Linked DNA regions of Homo sapiens: region 2 is linked to region 1. Evidence: read pairs that join two places in POLR2A ChIA-PET (ENCODE). Cell type or tissue: Panc1. All regions are shown on one strand.

Region 1 (5,000 bases):
TAGTGCTATCCACAAAAGATGAGTTTACTGAACCGAAACGTTTTGTTTCTAGTGCACCATCTCTTCTACTACATCATACTTCTTTCCACAACAGCTTACCTCTTAGGGATGTAAGGGGAACGTTCTCAGGGCTAAGTTTTAGAACCCAGAAAGTGATAAAAATAAATCTCAGAGAGACAGGACAACTCTTCATGACTTTATAAAAGATATATTTTGTGACAGGCAACTCTAATAATAAAATATTAGCAAAACCACTATAGTACCATTCAAACCATGTCTGGAACTCTGCAATCACAACATTAATAAAATATATTGCTATATACATTACAAATAAACCAAAACCTAAAAAGTAAGGATCATGATTTTTATTCTAGGTAAATTTTATCTGTTTCATGCTTGTATTTCTTGACTTTAATTTCTTCAATCTCTTATCATTATTTTTACCACTAACCCCATAGCATATCAATGATAGTTCCATTTTTCTTGAAAGGGGATTCAAGCAAAAAAAAAAAAAATTATAGTTCCAGGAGGATTTTTTTTATGGAACAAAGTATTATAGTATCATTTCCCAAATTTCATTTAACTGAACACTTTATCTTCAGCTGATGTTAATGTTTTCGTTTATCTCAGGGAACAATAAAGAATGTTGCATTTTAAAAAGCTTACTTTCTGAATTACTACCAAACCCCAAAACAAGGACAAATTAGAAGGGGCCAAATGTCTCTAAAAGTATTTCTCATTGTTTATATTTCATCATATTAAAATCTAGAATGTTTTCTTCTGCCTTCCAGTTTTATCCAGTAAAATAAATCCAATACTGCTTACTTTCTTGTAGCCTTAATAATTCATGTGCAATGATAAGACAAAACTATCAAGATTCATAAACACTCATCAATAACTATATCACTATCATCTTAATGAAAATGAACTTCATTTTACCCAAATTCAAAAAGATACTAAGACATAAATCAGAATGCTCACTAGAAGATTAGAAAATGTGATGTAGACACTCACCTACATAATGCATATTAAGAGCCAAATACTTATACTGGAAAAGAGGGTTATTACTAAGGCTACTTCTTTGGATCTGCTGGAAAAAGGAGCTGACATCCCATCTGTACAGGACATCCAACAGCATGATGCTTGGCACCCTCAGGGCCACATTTAACACTGCCTCCAGTTTCTCCTTTGCAGCCATGTTGTTTTTTTTTTTCTTTTTTTTTTTCTTGGAGAAGACCTAAAATTCAGAAGACACAATATATAAAAATAAAAAGTCAACACAAATCGCTTTTAGATACCCTTTCACGAATCTAATAGGTTGTCACACACTGTACAAAACTATGTGAGAACGTATACTACTTCTCAGCCACAACTACTATTTTTAGATATTCATAAAATAACCTCTGTATTGTGTTTTCACATTGACCCATTCAGTTCTGTCCAATCTTATAATTCTGATTAAATGTTCTGGCCTCAAAACTAATTTTTTAAAAGGCCACTAACTCCAAATCTAGGAACAAAACACTCTGTAAGACTACTGTAACTTGTATAAAATTAACTTGAAAAATTCACTCACTCCAATAAAACTATGATTTATGTAGCTCATAAGAGGGTGAATTTTGAATATTTACTCTATGAAAAAGCCTAAGCAATTCAATAAAAACTTGATAACTGCACGTTTAGTTTGCAGCATCTTGTACTCTATGCTTTTCCTTATTCACTTACAATCAAAATTGAAGTGCTAAATTTACAATCCAGAGAACTCATGATGTAGATACAGGTAGAGGGAACATTATTTACAATATCATTTCCTTGAATCTTTAAAGTTAAATATGGTCTAAAATTCCCATAATCTGCCTTCAAGTGTTCATCAAATTCTTCCCTTGATACACAGATAAGCAGGCACATGGAAGACGCCAGGCATTGAGTCTGCAGCCCCTGTCTCTGCACAGACCATGATAAGTAGTGGGGGGGGGCAGGGGGAGGAGGAAATGAAAGGCAGTTATCAGGACAATTTACTATTTAAAGGGACAATTCAATGCCATACTGCTTTATATGGTAGAACTTCAAATTAATCCAAAAAAATATAAAATAGGGCAAACAAGGCCGGGCGCAGTGGCACACGCCTGTAATCCCAGCACTTTGGGAAGCCGAAGCAGGCAGATCATGAGGTCACGAGTTCGAGACCAGCCTAGCCAATATGGTGAAACTCCGTCTGTACTAAAAATACAAAAATTAGCCGGGCATGGTGGTGCACACCTGTAGTCCCAGCTACTCAGGAGGCTAGGGCAGAAGAATTGCTTGAACCTGGGATGCAGAGGTTGCAGTGAGCAGAGATCACAATACTGCACTCCAGCCTAGGCAACTGAGCTAGACTCCGTCTCAAAAAAAAAAAAAAAAAAAAAAAAGCAAACAAAAGTGGGTAAAGAACAATTTAAAGAGTAAAGATAATTCTGGATTGTTGGCTCTGACAATATCCTTTTAAGAATTTTGCTGAGAAAGCTAAACACATTTCCAGCTTTAGCAGTAATTTCAGACATTACAGGACAAACGAAAACATTTATTTCTGCAGAAAATTATAGTGACAGATTGCTATGCTATGGTTAAATATTTGTCAGTATTTCCATCTTACCCTCCAATTTTCATAGCTTCCTAGTTCAGATAGTCAAAAAGCTAAAGGCAACCCAACTTGGCACACTATCAATAAAAGCTTTTCAATAATCATATATCAACCATTCCCATAACCCAAATGTTTTATATATATAGCCTGCCAATAATATAGATTTAACATTTTTATAGATAAGTACTGCAATTCTGATTATTTCACATGAACAAGATCATTTTCATAATTTTCCTACATAAGAAAAAATATTATTGTGAAAATCAGAACTAAATATCATGTCCTAAGAAGGAAAAATGCACTGAAAAATAAAATCTCTAACCTTTAATATTTATTGCAAACCAACCACTGAGGAATCTAAATTTCTCAAAGCCCATGATATTATTATTTTTTCTAATCCCAGGAAAAAATACACCAAAACATTCACAGAAATTGTTGGTAAAGAGTTTAATGCATTTTAATGTGTATAAGCCATCTAGATAACTTCAGGAATTACAGTGGAAAGACTTACTTTGGTGAGCAAACTGATAACCCAATACCCTCTTGGGAATTTATTTCAAAGTAATATTGAATAGATCTTCTCACAAACCACCAGCCACCATATTTGAAAATCACCACGTACTGAGATGACAGTATTACTGACAGTCTTTATACTGCCATCGAAAAGTAACTATTTTTCTATATTCTGGAATCCAATATAAATCATTACTCTGTTTTTATAAGTAACAAGAGAGGGAGGAGCTATTACTGATTTAACACTTGTAGCCCATATTTATTTCATTTGATTTGGAACCTTTCTCTTTTTTCAATGCTTTGCTATTTTAAAATGTGCCCATTTTCACCATTTACTGTGGCTCCTAAACGGGTAAAGAAGAAAATTTAAACTAAACAAATAACTAATCCTGCTTTAGAAATCAAGATCTGCTAGGGAAGAAAAACTCCCTAATCCGTACAGAGGATCATCTCTATTACAAAAGTCCATTAGCAGAATGGTACATGTTCCCTCTTTATTTCCACCCACCACTCCTGCCTAACAAATATAATAAGAAACAGAAAACAGGACACATTTCTATTTCTATAAAGAGAAAATACCGGGTCCCGAAAGCTGTCAATAAAAAACAATATCCAAGATCCCCCTCTACTACATAGTCAACTCGAGACTGAAATGTTTTTAACAAGGACTTTGGATAGAATTAAATACGCCCAAATAAACGAAACTAAATGTTGCATTTATTTCTATACGTGAATGTTATTTTAGCAAGTCAGTGGCAAGCTGGTCATGTATAAAGGCACTGACGAAACAAATTTAATACATGGAAAATCAAAGAGAAAAAAATTTCAAAACCTTATCACTTTGAACCCTTCTAAAGTAAAAGAGCACATGATAGTTATCAATACAAATAGGTACTTTACACTACACTTTAGCACCACACACTAAACCAACATCAAAACAAAACTTTAAAATATTCATCTTCTTTGCAAGTACTTGCAATTACTCACACCTGCCAAATCACTATATCATACAAACACGAAGTAAAATGGAGCCTTCTCTCCTGATCTAGAGAATACCTTTATAATGTTGCCTAATTTATCCTGTTCCAGATTTATTGTCAAACAGGGCTAATCAGCATATCCTAAAGTACAGGGGAGCTCAATATTCTCTTGAAAACAAAATAATACCAAATAATCCTAGAAAATAAGCAGGAGAGCTGAAAGCAGAAAAAACCGAAAGGTTTAACACACCCAAAGCCAAATACATAAACTTCCTATACTGTTTTATCTTCCATGCAAGATTTTAAAATGTCCTCCTTGAACTTTGAAAAGAACTGGGAAAGTAATATCCAACATGATGTGTCTGCAGGTAACATAAACTAAATGTGACTCAAAGATGTTTTACACAGTAAAACAGCTAAAAACAAACCAAAAAAAAAAAAGGCATTTCTTTCCAAAAACCACAAGAGGTGCAACAAATGCTAACCAAAAAGGAGACCTCAATGAGTTCATTAAATGACCTTCTCAGGCTTAGAAGCAGCAATCCGTAATTATGAAAACAGTAATGTCTTGTAGAAGTATAATGCTGTACAGTTTACCATTCAAATTTGTGGGTTAGAAAACACAGGGGGCTTCATTCTACACTTTCCTGAAAATACGGGATTTTAGTTTTGAATATGAAGAAACCAAACAAATCGTCCTGAATAAGAAAAATGTAGGTTTTTACAGTCACAGCTAATCTCTGAAGAACTATGTCAAATAAGAGAAATGAAAAATGTGATTTTTTATTTCTCTTATTTGAGTTCTTCAAAAATACACCTCCTAAACTTTTTTTTAAAAAGACAAAGAAAAAACAAGAATGACACGTGACCCAACTTAAAACTATTCA
Region 2 (5,000 bases), 1.5 Mb before region 1:
TGTGTGTGTGTGTGTGTGTGTGTGTTTAGGCCAGTTTGACATAGCATCACAATAGGGAAGACACTGATGTGCCTTTGCCGGGTCACTGATTCAAACATTGTACTTTCAATCTGTCATGGCACCCTTCTATAGAATGGCAACTAAAACTATTTTCAGAGAAAAGAGAAAATATTTTTCCATTGCAGACTCATAAGGTGACTGTTACAGTTTGTGGTTTCATTTCTCTGGGCCCTTAATAGGTTATGGAATCTGGGGAGCTGCCTTTGCCCTAATGAGCTAATAACTTTGTATATTTGGAGATATATATGTAGATACAGTTTTGTCCTTAAATCTTTGAATAGGTAGTTGTGGAGGCTAAAGCAACTCCATCTTGAATGCCAGTCCACCATGTTGACTTCTGATTAAACCCAGTTCTGGGAAGGCCTCTAAGATTTCCAATTTATCTGTTGTTTCTTGTGTAAGAGCATGTACTTACTGTAATTCCTGTCCTTACATGAGAACAACCTTGACGTTATCTTACTTCAATTGTCCTACACATCCCTTCTGAATCACCCTTTCCCTGTAGCATATAAGCCCTGCATCTGGGGGTCATGGCACGGGGATCCACCATCTTGTTTTGCCGCCACCTGAGACGCAGACGTGGCTTCTGTTCCTACATTCCTATTAAATATTTCTTTCTAAGGAAAACAAGAGTTACTGTAAGAGGCAAGTTTTAGGTCTTTAAAGAAGGGCATGATTGAGAACAGTTATTTTAAAATCAGGCTGTGATGGTATAATTTACATGTAGCAGGAGAAGGAAGAGTGGAGCTGAAAATGACCTGGATCTGGAAGGATGTGGCAATAGAGAAGGGGATTGGAAGAGTAACTTTCTCCAAAGATAAGGCATATGCTTTTTTGTCATATTTGGTCATAGAAACCTGACTCATATCCATTTGGAGCTTGCCACAGAGACGGCTGGAAAGAGAATGTGCACTCTGATTCAGAATGGGGAGCTCATTTTTGCCTTGGCGGTTTGCTCTGATAGGTGGTGCTAGTGTCGTACTTTTGATCACACAAGGATACAAGGAGAGCAATGCTTCCTGGAATTACACCTTATTAAATCTTTGGAAGAAAAAAATTAAAGGTACACGTTTGAGAAAGACCAATTGAAAGACCTGAATTTGCCATCTATTTAATTAGAGTAAGAGACTGTTGCTAAGATACCTGCTTGCCCTTTCTATTTTTGGAGGTGTGGGAAAGAAGTAATGTCCCTGTTTTTTTCCAAGTTAGAAAAAAATAGTCTTTCCACTCTTTGTATAAACATACATCATAGGGCAGGGGGCAGTATATATGTATGTGTAGGAAAAGAAATAATGCAAGCATGTGATCAGTTTCTAAGAAATTGAGTTATTGGGACTTAGTCCTGAAATAAATCTACAAGTTAACTATCTTAACCTCATTTTATGAATGAGGAAATTTGGAACTTAAAGAAAAAGTTATTCATCAGGTTCACACAACTAGTTATAATGACCTGAAAATTGTTTACAATGCTTGAATGCTTGATTTAATATGGCCTATAACACATATACACGCGCGCGCACGCGCGCACACACACACACACACACCCACACACCCATACACACCCTTAGCTAGCAAATGTACAAAGGACTTTAAAATACTGCTAGAAGAGAGGTAAATGATGATGGTCAGACCAGAATTCTCATGGTCTTTTCCAAAGTCACTGCTTCGTGTCGCTTCCAACTCCGAGTTATTCTCACACCGTTAATCTGACATAAACTCCTGCTAGTCTGCTAAGTCATTTTCTTCTAAGAATCTTTTATTAATTTATCACAGCCATCATTTATAAGCCAATCCATGACAGAGGGATAAGGTGGCTTCAGGAGGAACCAATTTAGTTATCCAAACTGAAGTGCAGGACTGTTGTTCTCCTTTATGTCACTAGAAACAAAGCAGGAGAGATTTTTCATTTGTCTACTGTCAATGCCAAATACTCTATATATCCAGACTTCTAAGACCTGACCAAAAATAAACTTTCTACAGAATTTTGCGTTGCAAACTTGGGAAAGAGTGAGACTGTGTACGCACGAGAAAGAGAGAGAGATTGGGGGTGCGTAGTGCGTGCCTGTAGTCCCAGCTACTCAGTGGGTTGAGCTAGGGGGATCGCTTGAGCCAGGGAGGTCAAGGCTGGAGTGAGCTGTGATTGTGCCACTGCACTCCAGCCTGGGTGACAGTGAGACCCTGTCTCAGGAAAAAAGAATGTGTACGGCTTTCTTTTGGGAGGTTTTATATACCATAGCCAGCATATTGTGAGAGCTGAGTTAACATGAAATAATAAAAATAAAATTCATCTTTCCTCCCACGCTCTGAGAATCCTTCATAATAAAAGCTGAAATTTATAGTCTCAATATTCTTCCTATGAGTCATTATCCTGCTCTCTTCACATGATGCTTATTAGTAGTGTCATAGGAGCCAGATACTCAGCCAGGTGCCTTTTACACTGTCAGGGCTTGGGCCAGAACCAGTGCTTTTCCTCCCAGAAACACCAGTGAGTCCAGAAAGCTTGTGCATGGAGTAGCTTTGGTGGGGTCAAAGGCCTTTCTTTCTGACAGGATTGTACATGTTTAAGGGCAGAGTGCAGTTTGTTTCCTTTGAACATGTAAACAAGGTTTTTGTTTTTTTGGAAGACTCAAGCTGGATATGTGATTCATGAATTGTCTTAAGGCACAGAATTGAGAAGGATCTCGCTGTTAATGTATACATTTAATGTTTGCGTGCCCGTGTGTGTGTGTGTTTCTCAAGATGGAGTCTTGCTCTGTTGCCCAGGCTGGAGTGCAATGGTGCGATCTCGGCTCACTGCAACTTCCACCTCCTGGGTTCAAGCCATTCTCCTGCCTCAGCCTCCTGAGTAGCTGAGATTACAGGCATGGGCCACCATGCCTGGCTAATTTTTGTATTTTTAGTGGAGATGGGGTTTCACCATGTTGGCCAGGCTGATCTCAAACTCCTGACCTCAGGTGATCCGCCCACCTCAGCATCCCAAAGTGCTGGGATTACAGACGTGAGCCACCACGCCCGGCCAACCCCAAAAGTTAAGTGATAGTGCATGTTAAAATCAGTGACATCGTGGAATAAGAGATATACCGGTAGTGAAACATTTGGCTGATATTCATACATATGGATGATCCACATTCTGTTGGAATCTAGTCTTGTGTCAGTGTGTGTTGGCCGTACGAGCCATGTTGCCCATTGGACCTTCCTGTTCCAATAGTGAGATTGTCACTCTACCATGGGCCACATGTTGCTGGCCGAAGTTGGGTGGTCGTGGCTTAATTCTGGGAATGAGGGCAGATATTAAAACTGTCCTGACTGTTCTTCTCTTGTTTCAGTGCACGAAGGCAGCCCTCTGGGTGAACTCCATCGCTGTATCCGTGAGGGGGTGAAGGTGAATGTTCACATCCGCACTTTCAAGGGACTTCGGGGCGTCTGTACAGGCTTCCTTGTTGCATTCGACAAGTTCTGGAATATGGTAATTAAGCCTTTCTCAAGGGGCTGGAGAACCTCCTACAGATTATATCTTCTATAATATTTAAAGGACCTGAGTAACTGCATTAAGTAAAACCCAAAAAATAACTTCTTAGAAGAACTAGAATTTTTGCATACTTTTGGGCAACAACAAGAAAAGGTCTTTTTATTGCTTCCTTCTCCTTAAGGCAGTGGCTCTTAACCAAGGTAATTTTGTTCTTCCTTCACTCCCAGGAACATTCATCAATGTCTGGGGACATTTTATTGTCACCACTATAGGAGAGGGTACTACTGGCATCTAATTGGTAGAGGCCAGGGTTGCAGCTAAACAGTCTACAACACACAAGATAGTCCCTCAACAACAAAGAATTATCCAATCTGAAAAGTCCTTAGTGCCAGGGTTGAGAAACCCAGCCTTAAGGACCAATTATTTTATCGGTTTAGTAATTTTTAGTTGATTTTCTACCAACCATTCTTTCATTAATTAAGAAAAACATTTATTGACTTCCCATTTTGGCTGAACCCCATGCTAGGTGCAAAAGTTTCAGAAAGGAACTTGCACTTTACAGTACATGGGAAGGTAAATAAGGATAGAGGTGAAGCAGACATCAGTAAACAAAGCATTTTGCATGATGTCTTTTTTTTTTTTTTTTGAGACAGTGTTTTGCTCTTGTCACCCAGGCTGGAGTGCAGTGGCACAATCTCAGCTCACTGCAACCTCCGCCTCCTGAGTAGCTGGGATTACAGGCCCCTGCCACCATGCCCAGCTGATTTTTGTATTTTTAGTAGAGACAGGGTTTCACCATGTTGGCCAGGCTGGTCTTGAACTCCAGACCTCAGGTAATCCGCCTGCCTCAGCCTCCCAAAGTGCTGGGATTACAGGCATGAGCCACTGCGCCCGGCCACATGGTGGTTTTATAATGAGGGAGTGTGCCACACTTCCTAGCCTTCTAGAGGCTTACTTTTTTTCTAGACATTTGTAGGAGAGAAGGGATATGTAATAGCACAACTATAATTTGAGGTAGTTAAGAACTACTAGGCTGCACGCGGTGGTTCACACCTGTAATCCCAGCACTTTGGAAGGCCGAGGCAGGCGGATCGCCTGAGGCCAGGAGTTCAAGACCAGCCTGGCCAACATAGGGAAACCCCCATCTCTACTAAAAATACAAAATTAGCCAGACATGGTGGCACAAGCTTGTAATCCCAGCTACTCAGGAGGCTGAGGGAGGAGAATCACTTGAAGCTGGGAGGCGGAGGTTGCAGTGAGCCGAGATCATGCCACTGCACTCCAGCCTGGGTGGCAGAGCGAGACTCTGTCAAAAAAAAAAAAAAAAAAAAAAGAACCACCAGAGCTTTCTGGTGTTTCTTTTCCATATGGTCTTCTATCTCCAACTTTCCTTTTCCCTGTGCTTTATCCCCATCCACGCATCCTCCTGGATAAGAACAGTAGCTGCTAACATATATTGAGTACCTGCTAT

The links. Peaks named below come from ENCODE experiments on the same cell type or tissue, not always from the same donor. Only the 100,000 strongest peaks of a DNase experiment are listed, where the experiment ranks them.
Region 2: POLR2A ChIA-PET joins it to region 1 with 20 read pairs; 2 of 35 experiments call an interaction of 5 or more read pairs at or near these places.

The regions. Positions count from the first base shown.
Region 1 is chr5:159,202,420-159,207,419 of GRCh38, forward strand. It overlaps RNF145 (ring finger protein 145), which reads right to left. Exons shown (of 11, transcript NM_001199383.2): 2 at 1,015-1,237. The coding sequence starts at 1,198. Among named protein-coding and RNA genes, the nearest start is that of RNF145, 4.6 kb to the right of the region's middle. In Panc1, no CTCF peak of the experiment used is centred here; no DNase peak of the experiment used is centred here; H3K4me3 peaks cover 1,475 bases; H3K27ac peaks cover 1,907 bases.
Region 2 is chr5:157,748,004-157,753,003 of GRCh38, forward strand. LSM11 (LSM11, U7 small nuclear RNA associated) reads left to right here. Exons shown (of 4, transcript NM_173491.4): 2 at 3,387-3,526. Among named protein-coding and RNA genes, the nearest start is that of LSM11, 6.8 kb to the left of the region's middle. In Panc1, no CTCF peak of the experiment used is centred here; no DNase peak of the experiment used is centred here.